Regions from separate parts of the Homo sapiens genome. Here region 1 is linked to region 2. A link is a loop called in an ENCODE intact Hi-C map of the cell type or tissue named here. Cell type or tissue: K562. All regions are shown on one strand. Each heading gives the region's core, and the rest is flanking DNA. Links, peaks and the distances in the headings are about the cores only.

Region 1 (10,406 bases), core at 922-8,921, 120 kb before region 2:
CTACAAGGGTACAGTAACCAAAACAGCATGGTACTGGTACCAAAACAGAGGTATAGATAAACGGAACAGAACAGAGCCCTCAGAAATAATGCCGCATATCTACAACTAACCGATCTTTGACGAACCTGACAAAAACAAGCAATGGGGAAAGGATTCCTTATTTAATAAATGGTGCTGGGAAAACTGGCTAGCCATGTGTAGAAAGCTGAAACTGGATCCCTTCCTTACACCTTATACAAAAATTAATTCAAGATGAAATAAAGACTTAAACGTTAGACCTAAAACCATAAAAACCCTAGAAGAAAACCTAGGCATTACCATTCAGGACATAGGCATGGGCAAGGACTTCATGTCTAAAACACCAAAAGCAATGGCAACAAAAGCCAAAATTGACAAACGGGATCTAATTAAACTAAAGAGCTTCTGCACAGCAAAAGAAACTACCATCAGAGTCAACAGGCAACCTACAAAATGGGAGAAAATTTTTGCAACCTACTCATCTGACAAAGGGCTCATATCCAGAATCTACAATGAACTCAAAAAAATTTACAAGAAAAAAACCAACAACCCTATCAAAAAGTGGGTGAAGGACATGAACAGACACTTCTCAAAAGAAGACATTTATGCAGCCAAAAAACACATGAAAAAATGCTCACCATCACTGGCCATCAGAGAAATGCAAATCAAAACCACAATGAGATACCATCTCACACCAGTTAGAATGGCAATCATTAAAAAGTCAGGAAACAACAGGTGCTGGAGAGGATGTGGAGAAATAGGAACACTTTTACACTGTTGGTGGGACTGTAAACTAGTTTAACCATTGTGAAAGTCAGTGTGGCCATTCCTCAGGGATCTAGAACTAGAAATACCATTTGACCCAGCCATCCCATTACTGGGTATATACCCAAAGGACTATAAATCAGGCTGCTATAAAGACATATGCACACGTATGTTTATTGCGGCACTACACACAATAGCAAAGACTTGGAACCAACGCAAATGTCCATGAATGATAGATTGGATTAAGAAAATGTGGCACATATACACCATGGAATACTATGCAGCCATAAAAAATGATGAGTTCATGTCCTTTGTAGGGACATGGATGAAATTGGAAATCAGCATTCTCAGTAAACTATCGCAAGAACAAAAAACCAAACACCGCATATTCTCACTCATAGGTGGGAATTGAACAATGAGAACACATGGACACAGGAAGGGGAACATCACACTCTGGGGACTGTTGTGGGGTGGGGGGAGGGGGGAAGGATAGCTTTAGGAGATATACCTAATGCTAAATGACAAGTTAATGGGTGCAGCACACCAGCATGGCACATGTATACATATGTAACTAACCTGCACATTGTGCACATGTACCCTAAAACTTAAAGTATAATAATAATAAAATAAAATAAAATAAAAAGAAAATGGACAAAATACATTTAGAGCCATTTCACCAAAGATATAAGCAAATAATGGCAGATAAGCACACGAAAACATGTTCCTCACTAGCTGTTATAGAAACTCAAATTAAAACCACGATGAGATATCATTACATACCTATTAGAATGGCAATAATAAAAATAGAGAAAACACCAAATGCTGAAAATCTGAAGGAGCAACTGAATCACTCATTCATTGTTAGTGGGCATGTGAGATGGTACCACCACTCTGGGTAACAGTTTGGCAGTTTCCCATAAAACTAGATATACAACTACTTTATAACTCAGGAGTCACAGATGGCATTTACCTAGAAAAATGAAAACTTAAGTTTATGTAAAAACCTGTACATAAATGTTCATAGTAGCTTTATTCATAATAGGGAAAACCTATAAACAACCTAAATGTTTTTCAACAGGTGAATAATTCAACAGACTGTGGTACATCTACACCATTAATTACTATGCAGCAGTAAAAACAGAGTGGACTACGACTACACACAGAAGCTTGGGTGGATCTCGGGAATTATGCTGAATGAAAAAAAGCCAGTCTCAAAATATTACATGCTGTATGATTCCATTTATATAACATTTTTGAAATAAAAAAATTATGAAAAAAAATAAAATAAAAAAATAAAAAGTTCAGGGTTTTTGTTTTCTTTTCTTTTTTGTAATGAGTTTGTCTGAAAACATAAAAATTCCCCAACTCTGGGGAATATCAGAAAATTCAGGAGATAATATAGGTTTCTTCTTGCTGCTATAACAAATTATCATACACTTAGTGTCTTAAAACCACAGAAACTTTTTTTTTATACTTCTGGAAGTCTGGAGTCTGAAGTGAGTCTTACAGGGTTAAAAATCAGGTGTTGGCCAAGCTGGTTCTTCCTGTAGGCTCTAGGGATGGATTTGTTTCTTGCCTCTTCCAGCTTCTAGTGGCTGCCAGCATTCCTTGGCTTGTGGCTGCATCACTCCAATTTCTGCATCTATGGTTACACTGCCTTCTTTCCATCTATAGTCTAATCTCCCTCTGTCTCCCTTTTATAAGGCTTGGACTGCATTTATGACCCATCTAGATCATCCTGAATAATGTCAAGATTTTTAATTTAATCACATCTGTAAAGTCCCTTTTGCTATATCAGGTAACATTACAAGGTTCCAGGGATTGAGACCTGCATGTCTTTAGGGATCTTTATTCACTTTATTGAAGGAGGCTTTTTCAAACTGCATGACCTCTGGAGCTGCCTCAGTCTACCCAAACCCACTTCCTCTCCAGGAGAATTACCACCATTGGAAACCTGACAGCCACTGTTCTGAAAGACTTGCTGTTGAGGCAGAAAAAAGAAAAAAAAAACCTGAGAATCTCTGTCTAAAATATAAGTAACATTGTCATCACTGACTCATTGATTAGAGGTCTATGAGATTTTAAACTCTGGATAACAAGTGATTCAATCATGTTATAAAATATGACTTAATATTTCATATTTTGGCATTTTATAAAACATGAAATGACTGAATGAAGAATATGTGACAGATATTGAGATTTCTATTCAGGGAGTTTTCTTTCCATGTTCTCTGTATTGATAAGAGCTCCTGAGCATACGATGCTCATGGAGGTGGATAGCTGACACACCATAAATGTGCCTGAGAATAGACATTTTAAGCTCTTTAGTCATGTTTCAGTTGAAAGATTAGATTTAAATATTTGCCACTAGTTCTTAAAACATATTCAAGCAAAAAGAAATTTGCACAACACCACGCTGATAAATAGATAAATTTCATTTTCTATTAAAAAGTTCATTGCTAGGAATGACAGTCAAAGTCATATTGATCTCCAATAATTTAACGCTACTAAGAATTATTTAAATGGTCACATCCTAATTTCAGCATTGCACAAATATATAACCTAAAAGAAACAAAATAAGATAAACACCCTGCGATTGTATTATAATACCCTCTGAAAACTCAAGATCCTTTTCCACAAGGTTATTGTCACACTACCTCCTTTTTACATCATGTCTTCATTTTTCTCTAGCTCACTTAATTTCAGCTTGAGATTCCAGCTGTCTATACTTTGTTAGAAGTACTTTGTTCTGGCTATATTTAAGGTGCAATATCTGTCACTGCCTTTCCATTTCCATTGTTAATGGAACTCAGTTGGATACAGTCTTAAATAATTTTTGCCAGGACTAGACTTTAGCACTACTGTGAAGCCAGCAAAGTTTCTTTCAGGTAATTAGACTGATCGAATCTCTCCAGTGGCTTCTCGTCATCCCTGGGAAGAGATCAGACTTTCTATTACAAGACATAGGAGGTCCTCCCCTATGGGTTCATGCCAAAATCCAAACCATCATTCACCTAGCACAGTAGGTCTCAGCCTAGCACTTCTGAAAACATGTCAGAATAACTCATGATTCCACATGCACTTCATCTGAAATGTCATTCAAGAACTGTCAACATCTTATTCATGACTCAGAACTGAATTGGGAGTCATCAGGTCAGTCAGGTTTCTCTGAAATGCTCCCTTTAGTCTTGGCAAACCCTTCCTCCTTTATGTTTCTACTGTTCTTTACACACGCCGCTATTAGGACTTCAGTTACCTTCCATTTACACTTATTTGCACACATTTCTATGTTTCCATATTAAAATGTGAATTTCCATATCATATTATAAGCACTTTTGTATCCCCAGTTCCTAGCACAGTACTGACACCTACTAGATAATCAATATTAGCCAAGGGCTGAATTCAGAATTTCACCTCTCCTTTCTTCCTGCTTTAAAATCTACTTTAGAAAACGTTTGCTATCATTCACTTATATGTAGGTATAAATATAAGTTCATACTTATATGAACTTATAAGGGCTAATTGCTTTTTAATCTATATTTCTAAGGGTAAAATAAAGGAAGTTTCCTCTATTAAATAAGTTCAGGAAATTAATAAGCATTTGTGATGTTTCTGAGGACGGGAAGCCTTTCTGACATCCTGATACTCCACCATTAAAGGGCTCCCTTTATGCCTCGTAGAAAGTAACTCCATGATTTGAGATCTGTAGAGTCCAAGGCTTTAGAGTACCATGTATCTAGTCTCTGATCTAGTCACCTGATGATTGGCTCCTCTCCTTAATATCCAAAATGACAGTCAAAACCCATATTTGAGCACATTTCATTTTGCATATGTCTTTTTAAAAATCATACACTTTGACACTTCTGAGCCCTCTGGTCAATACTAAATGAAATTGCAAAGTGATAATTTAAAAAAAGGAGGGGAAATGCACCACTGCAAAGTTTAAATTAAAAAACCAAGGAGCACAAATTACATTAGGGCATCTTTTTGCTTTTTAATGTGATACTCAAGAATGCTAGCCACCCTAAAATAGCCATAACTAGATAATCAAGATTACAACAGGAAACTGAGCATAAATTGCTATGGCAGGAAACTGATTAGTTCAGCAAAGAGACAGGATGCGTCTTGTCTCTACTGTTATCTGAGTTAATTCTATGCCTCCTCCATGGGCCAACTGCTCTGAGATAAAGGATTGTCAAGTTGCCTCATGAAAGCAAACTGAAGTACAACTAATAATAAACGCAGGGCTAAAACAAAGCACATCTGAAATTGCAAGGATGATGAAATCAGTCAGCAAACATGAGAGCGGCGGGAAAAGGCAGTCTTGCAGTATTATGTAAAACATTACCATGAACTACACAATATTAAGTTCTACACAATGTGCTTATAATAAAAGGAATATTCTCAAAATAAATAGTAGGCATGATTTGGAAGAGGGCTTCCTTAAGATAATTTTTTTTCTATGAAACCTGAACAATCTAAATTGGATTGCTTGAAATGTGTAGAATGATACCCCCCACCAACATCTCCATAACTTAATTACCTGGTACTGTGAATATGTTATCTTAATGGCAAAAGGGATTTTGCAGAAGTGATTAAGGTTCAGGATCTTGAGATGGGAGATGATCCTGGATTAGCTAAGTGCGTCCAATCTAATCCCATGGTTCCTTAAAACTGGAGGACCTTTCCCAGCTGGGTTCAGAGTTAGAGGGAGATGTGACTACAGAAAAATGGTTGAAAAGATGCAACACATCTGGCTTTGCAGATAGAGAAAGGGGGGTATGAGGCAAAGAATCTGAGTAGCCTTTAGAAGCTGGAAAAGGCAAAGGAATGGCTTCTTCCTTAGAGCATTCAGAAAGAAACACATCCCTTCCAACACATTTTAGTCCACGTAAACCCAGTGAGACTCATGTGAAAGCTGTGATTAGACAGCTGTTAGATAATAAATTTGTGTTGCTTTTAGTCAACATATGTGTGGCAATTTGTTACAGCAGCAATAGATAACTGATATACACCCATATTCTTTCACAGGCTTTATACAAACACAAAAAATGACACAAACTGAAACTCCTCGTCATTACTCCAAAAGTAGCAGTTTAACAGATATGCTGACAATTGTGCATGACTAATTTCCGAACAAATATTTTTCAGTAGCAAACAGAGAAGGTCATGAAATGGTAGACCCTTCAAAGAGGAAATGAATAATTAAATGAGCACTTAAAAAAACTGACAAATTATCAACTCCTCTCAATGAACCCAAAAGAAAACATCATTCAATTTACTTGAATTTCTCTTGCACTTGAATGAAAATACCCTTTATCCCAACTACTTCCCCTATTTTTCTCTCCTCCTCTTCCCACAAACCTGATTTAAAAGTGCTTTTTAGATGAATTTTTTAAATAAATATTTACTGACCTGCATGTTTTCTAGAATTTATTATAGTAGTGAAGACAATTAAAATTCATTTTGCAAACTGAAACTTTGCTGTTATTAACATGGCATTTATTCATATTTCAGACCTTACTTTACATCTTTCTAATTTTTTTTAAGTAGAGTTGTAAATCCTTCTTACTCACCACTTTGCAGCAAAGGGGCCAAAACCACCACATCAAACCGATCCCCAGGAGTAGCAGTAACACCAAAATAACAATGATGGCTGCGATCCCGTTAGACTAAAGTAGGCAAAAAGCAAAAACAAAGCAGTCAGCACAGCTTATGGTCAAATTCCAAATGTATATATATTTTAAGGAAACACCAGAAAATAATTCAGAAAGTATAATGTCAAACTAGATTTTAACTATATTATTTTAATTTCTTGAAATTCTACAAATGTATCTTCTATTTAATATATATTATGTTTTATGTTATATTGTTGTGACAGGAAATAATAAACAAAAACTTTCCCAAAATGCTGCAGATTCTTTACAAATACATCTAAAAGGAATTTAGGAAAAATCACTAATCAGGATTAGACTGGTCTCTATCTTTCATGTAAGGATTATTTTGGTTCAAAGCAAATTACCCATAGGCAGAATTTAGGCAGAATCCTGCAGACTTTTTGATGGTGAAACACAATTTATTGCATGTAGTTAAATAATAAGATGAATATTAAAAAAAATTATCAAGTAGATGACAAACCAACAATGGTTCTTGTTGGGAAATGGTATATACACATCAATGCAAGAATGCAATCTCATGCATTCATAAATCAGATGTTCTCTCATTGAAGCTGAAATATGACCTACACAAAAACCACAGTGGTGTTCTTTCCCTTCCTAACTACTGAGCTCCTCCAGCCTTAAGGCACCTACTCTGGGCGCTGTTCTTAAACCCTTTCATATAAAAACCACCTACTCATTTTACAGGGCTCATATTAAGTCACTTCATGGAAGTCTTCCTTGGACCCTTTGACTATAAAATGCCCCTTTGATTAAACAACTCATATTTCTCTATACTTTAATCTTTAGTACTTATCACGATGCAACGAATTATGAATTTTGTGATTATTTGTTTAATTTATATTTTCTACCATGATTTATTGTGAGCTCTAGGAAGTCAGGGGTTACATCTAGCCTACTTAGCACCGTATACTCCATGTCTGGCATTTAAAAACTACTTACTGAGGCCGGGCACAATGGCTCACGCCTGTAATCCCAGCACTTTGGGAGGCCGAGGCAGGTGATCACGAGGTCAGGAGTATGAGACCAGCCTGGCCAACATAGTGAAACCCCATCTCTACTAAAAATACAAAAATTAGCTGGGCGTGGTGGCGGGCACCTGTAATCCCAGCTACTCAGGAGGCTGAGGCAGGAGAATTGCTTGAACCCGGGAGGTGGAGTTTGCCATGAGCCGAGATTGCACCACTGCATTCCAGCCTGGGAGACAGAGTGAGACTCCATCTCAAAAAAAAAAAAAAGAAAGAAAGAAAGAAAAAACTACTTACTGAAAGAATGAACTCTAAAGAAAAAAAACAGCAAAAGACATGGATACAAAGAAGAATGTTTACTGAACTTTTACTGTACAAACAGTTTCCAAGGGAACAAGGGGTATCTCCCAAATGCCTAATCCCTAGGATCCTCAGTAATAATGTTTTGTTTTGTGGTTTTTTTTTTTATGAGAAAAAATTCAGGGAAGAAAAGAAAAAGAGCAAAAGAGAAAGAAGATTAATACTAATACTTTATAGAAATTTTCAGGCAAATACCTAAGTAGCCTGTTCTTAGAAAGAACATTCCAAAGTGCATCTTTCTTTACAAAATTCTAAATATTCATGAATAAATCAGCTACCGTCCACAGGCACAAACACATTAAGCTCTAAAATCTAGGCAAACAAGAATATAACGGAAAAAGGATGTCATAGAAACGCATGGAAAACTGTGGTACCCTATGGGAGAAATATTGTCAAATGTATAAATCTTGATCTCACCTTCAAAAATATGGTCTTATGTAAGACAGCCCCTATCTGTGACTGTCCATGTACAGAAGGAATACATTTCTCACCAGACCTTTCCCACATGAGGATCCAGCCACAGCACTCATAGAAATGGCACACCATTTGGCTGTGCTATACAGCTTTCAAAAGGGCTCTATGAACATTTGGTTTCCCCTTTTCTTAGAATTCACACCCATGTTCAGAAATAAGGACATGCAACTAGAGGCCATGAAACTGCTAAAAATTTAGTGGTTAGTTTGTTTCTTCTATGCATGTGCCAAGAACAGGAAAATCAGAAAATTGCACTGACAGAACACAAAGTAGATGGGCTAGCCCTGCTAGATACTCAAAATTTTTTATTTTTCCCTTAAAAAAAGCCTCCATTAGTAGCATCGACAAAATATTATGCATCTCCAGATACAAATATAATTTATTATTACAATATTATCATATCGACTGATTGCAAAGATTTGTCTTAAAAAAATTAAAAATGGCCGGGCACAGTGGCTCACACCTGTAATCGCAGCACTTTGGGAGGTTGAGGTGGGCGGATCACAAGGTCAGGAGATCGAGACCATCCTGGCTAACATGGTGAAACCCCATCTCTACTAAAAATACAAAAAATCAGCCAGGCATGGTGGTGGGCGCCTGTAGTCCCAGCTACTCGGGAGGCTGAGGCAGGAGAATGGCGTGAATCTGGGAGGCGGAGGTTGCAGTGAGCCAAGATCATGCCACGCACTCCAGCCTGGGCGACAGAGAAAGACTCCATCTCAAAAAAAATAAATTAAATAAATTAATTAAAAATAAATTATGCACTTTCTAAAGACCTACAGACCTAGTATATATATAAGCCAAACATGATGGGAAAAGCGTCAGGGAAAATGCAACCTGGTCTTGCTATCTATCTATCTATCTATCTATCTATCTATCTATCTATCTATCTGTCTATCATCTATCTATCTATCTATCTGTCTGTCTATCATCTATCTATCTGATGACTATTTCATTTACTGGATTCTTTTTGAAATATTCAATATCAGGAATTAGGAAACTATGGCACAAAGGTCAAATCCAGCCAATCTATTTTGTAAGACCCTGGCAAGCCAAGAACATTTCTACCCTGTTTAAGAAAAATGACATTTGAGTAATAAATATTTATTAGAACTTTTTCAGTTCTAAAGAGAGGCATGCCTATGTAAAACTGAGAAGCTTCTAGTTTCGCTCGTGATATAGATCTATATGTAATCAAATCTAGTTTCATACTCTTCTTCATCTGACTCTTAAGTCCATAGTTTGCAACATGGTATCTGATTACGGGACTGAATTCTGTAGTGTTCCACATTTCCCCAATATGTTTATAAAGTTTTGGGCAAAATGAAACTGTTTTTCTTTCATGACTAACATCTTTCTTGCTCTGATAGTGGCTCTGGCTATCAAAACAAACACAATGGGAAAGCCTGAATTTGTATCCAGTTAACCGAGCTGATGTCTGGGATTAGTGTATTCAGGGACTGTGTCATCTGCATCTAATTTCCTTTTCTTCACTAAAAGCAAGTTATAGAATAAAAAACTTTATTCTGCCAAATATAACTAAAATTCTAGTGAAGAGAATCATAGAGATATAAAAACAAATCAGGGTGACTGCTGCCCTTGCAACATAACTATGGGACAGAGGAATCACTGGAAAGTTTCAAAAGAGCATTAGTTATTATTGCTGCAATCTATCTAGAAAATAGTGAATTCACAGCAGCCACATTAGAATGAAACAGACACAGAACGGGGAAAATGGGTCTCCACAATTTTGTTTCATGAATTTAGAGTTAGGGAAAGAAAACAGAGTCATGAAACAGATAATTATTTCATTTACTGGATTCTTTTTGGAATATTTGATATCAGGAATTAGGAAACTATGGTACAAGAGTCAAATCCAGCCAATCTATTTGGTAAGACCCCAGCAAGCTAATACCTTTTTTTTTTTTACAGTATTACATAAAGCTGAAAAAATCAAAAGAAGAATATGTTACAAGAAATTCCAATGTCAGTGTACATAGTTTTACTGAACACAGCCATTTGTTTATATAATGTCTATAGCTGTTTTTGCACTACAATGGTAGAGTTAAGTAGTTGTGACAGAGACCATATGGCCCCCAAAGCCTTAAGTATGTATTTACTATTTGGCCTTCTACAGGAAAAA
Region 2 (10,406 bases), core at 1,304-9,303:
GAGCCATATATTACAAACCCACAGCCAATATCATACTGAATGGCAAAAACTGGAAGAATTCCCCTTGAAAAGTGACGCAAGACAAAGATGCCCTCTCTTGCCACTCTTATTCAACATAGTATTGTAAGTTCTGGCCAGGGTGATCAGGCAAGAGAAAGAAATAAAGGTATTCAAATAGGAAGAGAGGAAGGCACAACATCTTTGTTTGCAGATGACATGATCATATATCAAAAAAACTCCCATTGTCTCAGCCCAAAAGCTTCTTGAACTGATAAGCAACTTCAGCGAAGTCTCACAATACAAAAATCAATGTGCAAAAATCGCTAACATTCCTATATAAAAACACCAGGCAAGCCAAGAGCCAAATCATGAATGAACTCCCATTCACAATTGCTACAAAGAGAATAAAATACCTAGGAATACAGCTAACAAGGGAGGTGAAAGACCTCTTCAAGGAAAACTACAAACCACTGCTCAAGGAGATCAGAGAGGTCACAAACAAATGGAAAAACATTTCATCCTCATGGATAGGAAGAATCAATATCATAAAAACGACCATACTGCCCAAAGCAATTTATAGATTCAATGCTATTCCCATTAAACTATCACTGACATTTTTCACAGAATTAGAAGAAACTATTTTAAAATACATATGGAACCCAAAAAGAGCTCATACAGTCAGATAATCCTAAGTAAAAAGAACAAAGCTGGAGGCATCACAGGAACAAAGCTGGAGGCATCACAGTACCTCACTTCACACTATAAGGCTATAGTAACCAAAACAGCATGGTACTGGTATAAAAACAGACAAATACACCAATGAAATACAATAGACAATTCAGAAATAAAACCGCACAACTACAACCATCCTATCTTTGACAAACCTGACAAAAGCAAGCAATGGGAAAAGGATTCCCTATTTAATAAATGGTGTTGGGAGAAGTGGCTAGCCATGTGCAGAAAATTGAAACTGGACCCCTTCCTTACACCATATACAAAAATTAACTCAAGATGGATTAAAGACTTAAATGTAAAACCCAAAGCTATAAAATCTCTTGAAAAATATCTACACAATACCATTCAGGACATAGGCATGGGTAAATATTTTATGACAAAGATGCCAAAAGCAATTGCCACAAAAGCAAAAATTGGCAAATGGAATCTAAATAAACTAAAGAACTTCCACACAGCAAAAGAAAATGTCATCAGAGTGAAAAGACAACCTACAGAATGGGAGAAAATGTTTGCAATTTATCCATTTGACAAAGGACTAATATCCAGAGTCTACAAGGAACTTAAACAAATTTACAAGAAAATAACAAACAACCCCATAAAAAAGTGGGTAAAGTCCGGGTGTGGTGGCTCATGCCTATAATCCCAGCACTTTGGGAGGTCAAGGTGAGCAGATCAGCTGGGCATGGTGGCTCACACCTGTAATCCCAGCACTTTGGGAGGAAGGGGCGGGTGGATCACGAGGTCAAGAGATCGAGATCCAGACCATCCTGGCCAATATGGTGAAACCCCATTGGTACGAAAAATACAAAAAACTAGCTGGGCATAGTGTCACACACCTGTAGTCCCAGCTGCTACTCGGGAGGCTGAGGCAGGAGAAGCGCTTGAACCCAGGAGGCAGAGGTTGCGGTTGCAGTGAGCCAAGATCGTGCCACTGCACTCCAGCCTGGTCACACAGTAAGACTCCGTCTAAAAAAAAAAAAAAAAAAAAAGGTGAGTGGATCGCTTGAGGTCAGGAGTTCAAGACAAGCCTGGCCAACATGGTGAAACCCCATCTCTACTAAAAATACAAAATTAGCCAGGCATGGTGGCAGGTGCCTGTAACCCCAGCTACTCATGAGGTTGAGACAGGAGAATCACTTGAACCTGGGAGAAGGAGGTTGCAGTGAGCCGAGATCATGCCACTGTACTCCAGCCTGGGCAACAGAGCGAGATTCCATCTCAAAAACAAACAAACAAACAAACAAAGACATACATGCAGCCAACAAACATATTTTAAAAGCTAAACATCAGAGAAATGCAAATCAAAACCACAGTGAAATACCATCTCACGGCAGTCAGAATGGCTATTACTGAAAAATCAAAAACAACAGATACTGGTGAGGTTGCGGAGAAAAAGGAATGCTTTTACACTGTTGATGGGCATGTAAATTAGTTCAGCCATTGTGGAAAACAGTGTGGTGATTCCTCAAAGACCTAGAGGCAGAAAAACCATTTAACCCAGCAATCCCATTACTGGGTATATACCTAAAGGAATATAAATCATTGTGTTACAAAGATACATGAGCACGTATGTTCCTTGCAGCATTATTCACAATAGCAAAGACATGGAATCAACCTGAATGCCCATCAGTGATAGACTGGATAAAGCAAATGTGGTACATATATACCATGGAATACTATGCAGCCATTAAAAGGAACTAGATAGTGTTCTTGCAGGGACATGGATGGAGCTGGAAGCTATTACCCTCAGCAAGCTAACACAGAAACAGAAAACCAAATACCACGTTATCACTTATAAGTGGGAGCTGAATGATGAGAACACATGGACACATGCAGAAGAACAACACACGCTGGGGCCTGTCAGAGGGTGGGGTGTGGGAGGAAGGAGGACATCAAGAATAGCTAATGGATGCTGGGCTTGATACCTAGGAGATGGGATGATCTGTGCGGCAAACCACCAAGGTGCACATTTACCTATGTAACAAACCTGCACATCTTGCACATGTACCCCGTACTTAAAATTTGGAAATCAAATAAACCAATAAATAAATTATAGGATTTTTTTTCTATTTCTGTGAAGAATGTCATTGGTATTTTGATAGGGATTGCTTTGTGTTTTCCTGCCATCTTAACAATATTAATTCTTCCAACCCATGCACATGGAACATTTTTTCATTTTTCTGTGTCTTCTTCAATTTCTTTCATCAGTGTTTTATAGCTTTCCTTGTTTAGCTCTTTTAATTCTTTGGTTAGATTGAGTTCAATGTCTGTTATATTATTTGTAGCTATTGTAAGTGGAATTGCTTTCTTGATTAATTTTTCAGATTTTTTTGAAATAGAAATAGATAATTGAAATAGAAATTATATGAAGTATCTTAGTTGGTATATATAAATGCTATTGATTTTTGTGTGCTGATTTTGTACCCAGAAACTACTGAATTTATTAACAAGTTATGACAGTTTTTTGATAAAGTCTTTAGTTTTTTCCAGATATAAAATCATGTTATAGAAACAAGGCTAATTTTACTTACTATTTTGCAATTTGGATGCCCTTTATTTCTTTCTTTTGCCTAACTGCTCTTGCCAGAACTTTCAGTACTGTGTTGAGTAAAAGTGGTGTAAGTAGGCATCCTGAGCTTGTTCCAGATTTTAGTAGAAAGCCTTAAACTCTTTCCCATTTAGTACAATGTTAGCTGTGGGCTGGTCATATATGGCCTGTATTATTTTGAGGTATGTTCCTTTTATTCCCATTCTGATGAGGTTTTTTGCCATGAAGATATGTTGAATTTTATCAAATGCTTTTTTGGCATTTATTGAAATAATTGTATGGCTTTTGTTATTGATTCTCTTAATGTGATATATCGTGTTTATTGATTTGCATATGTTGACCTATTCTTGCATCCCAGGAATGAATCCAACTTGATTATGGCAAAGAACCTTTTTAATACATTGTTTTGTTTTGTTTTTTTGAGATGGAGTCTTGCTCTGTCGCCCAGGCTGGAGTGCAGTGGCGCAATCTTGGCTCGCTGCAAGCTCGGCCTCCTGGGTTCACACCATTCTCCTGCCTCAGCCTCCTGAGTATCTGGGATTACAGGCGCCTGCCACCATGCCTGGCTACTTTTTTGTATTTTTAGTAGAGATGGGGTTTCACCATGTTAGCTAGGATGGTCTCAATCTCCTGACCTTGTGATCCACCTGCCGCAGACTCCCAAAGTGCTGGGATTACAGGCGTGAGCCACAGCACCCAGCCTTTAATACATTGTTGAATTCAGTTTGCTAGTATTTGTGTGTGTGTGTGTGTGTGCTTTTGTTTGTTTCTATTACTTTATTTGTGATCAAAATATCTCTTTAAAATAACTTGCTATATCTTTAAGATGTTTTTCATAAGCCTCATGATAACCACAGCACAAAAACTTGTAATAGATACATTAAAAATAAGCAACAAATTAAAACATCTTACCAGATAAACCACTTCAACACAAAGCAATATAGTAAGACTGAAAAGTCTGAAAACAACCAGAAAATAGGCAATAAAGTGGCCATAGTAAGTCCTTACTCATCAACAATAACATAGAATGTAAATGGTCTGAAATCTCCATGTAAAATGCATAGATTGGCTGAATATAAAAAAATCAAGACCCAACTATATGCTGCCTTCAAGAAACCCACTTTACCTACAAAAATGCACATAGATTGAAAGTGAGGGGGTAGGAAAATATATTCCATGCAAGTGAAAACCAAAAACGATCAAGAATAGCTATGTTTATATCAGATAAAACAGACTACAAATCTAAGAATGTAAAAAGAGACAAGAAAGTCACTGTATAATGATAAAGGGGTCAATTCAGCAAGAGAAATTATAACAATTATAAGTATATATTCACCCAACACCAGAGCTCCCAGGTATATACAGCAAGTATTAAAAGATCTAAAGGGAAAGATAGAATGCAATACAAAAATAGTAAGGGACTTTTACACCACACTGTCAGTAATGGGAACATCATCCAGACAGAAAATCAACGAAGAACCAGTGGAACTATACTGCACAATAGGTCTAATAGACCCAAGTGATATTTACATAATATTTTGCTCAACTGCTGAAAAAAATACATTCTTTCCACTAGTGCATGGAACATTCTTCACAGTAGACTATATCTTAAGCCACAAGACAAGTCTGAACAAATTCAAAATAATAGAAATCATATCAAGCATCTTTACTACCACAATAGAATAAAACTAGAAATTAATAACAAGAGAAACCTTGGAAAATGCACAAACATGTACAAATTAAACAACATGCTCTGCATTGATCAATGGATCAATGAAGAAATTAAGAATGAAACAAATGAAAATGAAAATACAACATATCAAAATCTATGAGGCACAGCAAAAGCAGTATTAAGAGAGAAGTTTAAAGCAATAAACACCTATATCATAAAAGGAGAAATAAACAACCTAAAAACACATCTCAAGGAACTAGAAAAGCAAGAACAAACCAAACCCAAAATTAGTAGAAAGAAAGAAATAATGAGGACCAGAGTAGAAATAAGTAAAACTGAGACAAAAAAAATACAGAATATCAACAAAACAAAATGTTGTTTTTTTGTAAAGATTAAAAATTCAACAAATGTTTAGTTACACAAAGAAAAAGAGAGAAGATCCAAATAAATATATAAAAACACAAACAAAAAAGGAGAGATAACAACTGAGACCTCAGACATACAAAGAATAATTCAAGACTAGTGTGAGCAACTAACTATATGCCAACAAATTGGAAAACCTAGAAGAAATGGATAAATTCCTAAACACATAAAACCTACCAAGATTGAAATATGAAGCAAGAGAAAACCTCAACAAGCCAGCAATGAGTAGTAGAATAAAAGCCATAAGTCTCCCATCCAAGAAAAGCTGAGGACCTGATGGCTTACTGCTGAACTCTACCAAACATTTGAATAATGAATCAAACTCTCAAAAAAATTAAAGAGGAGGGAATACTTTCATAAATTCATTCTATGTAGCTAGCATTACCCTGATAACAAAGCCAGATAATGACTCAACAGAAAAAGAAACTTACAGGTCACTGTCACTGATAACCATAGAGGCAAAAATTCTCAGAAAGTCTTTTCTTGAAGGAAGATCTGCATAGCTCATCTCTGTGTCCAGTACAATGTCCCTGCCTTTCTTCTCCTCAAAGCACTTTTCACTTTTCCTTCATTTCTCTATAACTTGAAACTTGTTTTTGTGTATTTATCTGTTCAATTGCTGGCTTCTCCACCAGATGGCAAACTTCATGAGAGCAGAGGTTACATTTATTTCATTTTCTACTATATACCCAGCACCTAGCACCATGGCTGGCACGTTACAAGAACATGAATGTTTGATGAACAAATGAATAAATGTTGCTGACATCTGAGGATAATTTGCCTTGAAGGTATTTGTAACCGGGATCCTGAGTGGTCAACAGATGCAAACCACTGCATATGACCCAAGCCTCTACAAGATTCGGAAAATTCTGCTTTTCCCTGCCAGGGGTATTGCTTTTTCAACTAACAGGCCTTAGTCTAGCCTGTGAAGTCTGGTTTCAGACCCTTGTGGTCTGACCTATCTTGTTTCTATCTCCAGCTTAGAATAAAATAGTGCCTTCAGCTTCTAATCCTCCTGAGTCTTTGAGAATCTAATTTCCTTTCATCTGCGGCACTAGGTAAAGTCATGAAGAGCTAATTTGGGTGAAGTCCTGGTGACATCATAACCACATCTACTATCAGCTACTGTTTCCTGCCCCCCAAAAAATCTGAATTTTCTTCTCTCTAGGCTTTGAAGCTTGTATATTTCCAACATCTCTTTTCCCCAAAAACTATTTTCATGCTGTGTTATACTGGGTTTTATTGCCCACCCTCCAGCTGAGCAGTCCTCCTGACTCTTAGCTTGCAGTTCTCATTCAGGAATTTCTGCTACCCACTCATGGGGCAGAAAGGAGGGGAGAACAGCCATTAAGGCTATCAAATATTACAAAATTGAAGACCCCACTGCTGGAATTTTAACAGCTGCTCTCCATACTGTCTCCTAATCTAAGCTTGACCATGTGGTTCTCAATAACAATTTAGGGAGGAGGGGTTCAGATCATCTAGACTATAATTATTAAACGGGGACAAAAAATTGAAGACCCCAACAATGATCAATTTGGTAACTTTACAGAGGACTAGCCTCACCCCAGTCATCATTAGGAGTTTCTTTTCAGTCTGCTCAGTAATGTGGTTGAGGAAAAGGATCCCCGGGCCTGGGTTCAAAGCCCAGCTCTGTCATATATTAGCTACATAATGTTGGGCAATTTGCTTAACTTTCCATGCCAACATCTTCATAAATATAAGGAGGTAAAATAAAAGCATCCACATATGAAGTGCTTGGAGTGATTAATAAAGTAATGTATACAAGTTGCCTAACAAAGTTTCTGGCACAGAAACAGAAGAAACACATAAAAATGTTATTGACTATTGTTATTTTTTGTGTCATCACTCTTTTCTTTTGTTCAATTGTCACTCTCTCTCACCTTCCTTCCTCCTCCTTTCTAGTCGCTCTGTCTCATTCTTTCTCTGAGTTTTTCTATAAATGAGGAGAAAAAAGAGCCTTATCTACTCATGCCTTCACTAAGAAATTAGTCATTTATTAATAATGAGAGGCAATATTGCAAAGTGGTTGGTCTGGTAGACTCTGGAGCCTGATGTCTTGTTTAATATTGTATCTGCCACATCCTTTCCTGTGTATTCTTGGGCAAGATACTTAACTTCTCAGTTTTCCTATCTGGAAAATACAGATAATATTTGTGTCTGCTTCACAGAGTTATTTTTAAGATAAAATGATTTATATAAAGTACCTAGTGCATAAGACTTCTGGATAAATATTAACTTTATTTCTTACAGCTTATTTTTATTTTAAAAGAAGGAAAAGAATTACTAAAAATAATAAATAAATAAATACTAAAAAAAAAAAAAAAAAAAAAAAAAAAAAAAAAAAAAACTCCGGCATGAACAAGGGAGCTATCAGGGATCAGATAGCCTCTCCCTGTTATACATCAAACCTCCAAGTTACTGTGTCTACTGAAGACCTTACTTTAATAACTTTCCCAACAGTCAACTCTCTTTCAACTAACTTTTCTCTTCTCTCTTGGGAGATTTCCCCTGGGTTGCCTGTTAGTGACTCACTTCCTACTGGCAGTCTTGTTCACACTTTAAACTTCCTGACAGTTAGTGAATCACCTCTGTATCCTGCCTTGTTATGTATTTATTTTTGCTTCTCCTTACCTGCCCCTACCCCCACCCCACACCAGCCACCTAATTCTCCTGGAGAAATCAAACAGTGAAGAGAAAAGACATTAGGGGCCAGAACATTGGATATCCATTGAAACTCAATGCCTTAAATACCTTTGGATGAAGCTTCAACTCAAATGTTGGTAAAATGTCTCCTCCCTCATTTCTCTTAATGTTAGAACCTACAATCTCTCAATTCTAACCTGTTATTTTCTTCAAAGCCTCCAATTAAAACCTCAGGTACAAACACTTGTATTTGTTTAGTGAAATATTTTTTACATGAAGAAGACTTTGGAAGATGAAATTCTAGACAGAAGAGGTAGTGTGATGAGAAAGAAAGAGAGGATGAGAAGGGGAGGATGAACAGCAACGGATACCCGCAAAATGAATGGGGATGGTGATAGTACAGGTAAAGAGAGAGGATGAGCAAGAAAGAGAATTTGGAGAGACTGATGAAAAAAACAGAAAATGAAAAATAAAAACTGAAGAAAGTAGAATATAATTAGCCTGGTGATTAAGAGTACTGGTTTTAGAGTTAGAGTAACTGTTCACATTACAGCTTTAATACTCACTAGCCATGTAACCCAGAGCAAGGTAGTTAACGTTTCAGTACCTCAGTTTTCCTATCTTTAAAATGGGAATAATAGTAGTACCTACCTCAGGGTTGTTGTGATTAATGAGCTAATGCATGGAAAATGTTGTGAACAATGTCTAGAACATAACAAGTGCTCAATAAATGTAGCAGTGGTTATTATTAGTAGGAATATTTATTCTTATAACTAAGGTCATCAGAGCAATTATTGTTTTCTTAAATTATCAGTATTTATAGCTATGACAACTTCTGAATGTCTACATTTCCAAATAATTAGAAAAACTTTTACTAGAGATGCCCAATATATTTGTCAGTGATATTAAATATTACTATCTCACTAAGAATGTGCTAAAGAAAATTCAGCAAAACAAATTATTTACAATTTGCACAAATGTGCTACAAACATCCAGAAGAAAAATTCAACTGCATTTTTGTACTGTATTTAATGTATCTATTTTAGAATATCGAGGCACTTTCCTAGAGCCAGGACATCCTGTTTTAAAATACTAGGGTCAGCGGGGAGAGAAGACTCAAAAGTCTATGTGTTAAATGTGTTTCCATACATTTCGCAGGGAACTGACCCCAAATCCCAGCATGTGTGTATAACTGCCTCAGATACCTGAAAGTAAACAAAACGGATAACTAGTCCTGCCTATTGAACCAACATTAAAGCTCTGATCAAAAAGATCTTCTCATCAGATGTTCATATATTCAAAAGTTTACTGCATCCCATAATGTGTTGACATGTTTACTGTGATTTGCTAAGAAGCAGGAGAGACTTTTTTCCACTTAACAGGAGGCTTCTTCAATCAGGCTCCTAAAGGGTTTTAGCAGTTCAAGCAGGTGAGTGACAAATGTGATTACAATCAACAGGAAATAGGAGCTAGATCTTCTGCATATTCTCCTACCCACCCCTCCCCTATAAAATATCTCACATTAAACTGCCAACATGATGAACTTCAGAAAATATTCACAGCCCAGTGACACTCACATAGTCAAGCTGCTATTAACAACTACTCAGACACCTAATATTGCCTTGTTTTGTGTGAACTGAAGACTGATGAACCTGAGTTATTTCCTTTTCACTGTTATCTGATACTATCATTTTATAGTAGTTGGAGCAGAAAAGGAAAATTGGTCTCGAGGAAATGGAAGACAATGTTTATGATATTATAGTAAAAGAAATGAAATACAGTTTACAGACCCTGTTTTTGCCACTAATCATGCCTTTGCCAATTAAAAAATGAAAACAATGGTGTTTTACACGTAGTACTTTCCACTAACTTTTCACACATATAACCTCTTATAATCTTCTCAATGATCTTGAGAAGACTTATTCTCTAAGATTAACCTCTTGAAATATCTTAGGGCTAAATTTCCTGACCTATGAACAAAACGTCTAAAATCTTGAGGAAAGAATGTTTATAGCAAGATAGCCTTTTTCAAGCCTAGTAACTGTGTTAACGTTTTTTTTTTCTTCTCTCCCTAGAAGAAGTGTGAAGCTCAGGCAACGAAAGTAAGATTTTCTAAAATGCACTTTTTATTGTTTTTCTATAAATTATTTACTTATTTCTCAAGTTTGTTCTAATTGAAAAGTTAACTTTGCTAATTCAAGGTGGCTCAGTCCCTTTCAGATATATCTGAATCTGTTTTGGTTTAAAACTCTGTTTCATGTTTTTCCTCTTTCTCCTCCCCTTAAGGATAATCTAAATTCTAGGAGTCTTACTTTTTGTCTCCAGGATCAGAACTGGAATGTCTATAAGGTATGACATCAT

Evidence for each region. Hi-C counts contacts between places; a loop is a spot of excess contacts. Peaks named below come from ENCODE experiments on the same cell type or tissue, not always from the same donor. Only the 100,000 strongest peaks of a DNase experiment are listed, where the experiment ranks them.
Region 1: a loop joins it to region 2, with 3 times the contacts of the local background. A loop is called at or near these places in 2 of 110 quality-filtered maps.

Annotation. Positions count from the first base shown.
Region 1 is chr4:80,002,162-80,012,567 of GRCh38, forward strand. ANTXR2 (ANTXR cell adhesion molecule 2) reads right to left here. Exons shown (of 17, transcript NM_058172.6): 12 at 6,360-6,455. Among named protein-coding and RNA genes, the nearest start is that of ANTXR2, 66 kb to the right of the region's middle. In K562, for the core only: no CTCF peak of the experiment used is centred there; DNase peaks (open chromatin) are centred at 3,900 and 4,950.
Region 2 is chr4:80,119,577-80,129,982 of GRCh38, forward strand. No RefSeq gene overlaps it. Among named protein-coding and RNA genes, the nearest start is that of ANTXR2, 52 kb to the left of the region's middle. RefSeq lists a cis regulatory region at 7,889-8,026. In K562, for the core only: a CTCF peak has its summit at 6,012 (motif pointing right); DNase peaks (open chromatin) are centred at 5,855 and 7,955; H3K4me3 peaks cover 3,461 bases.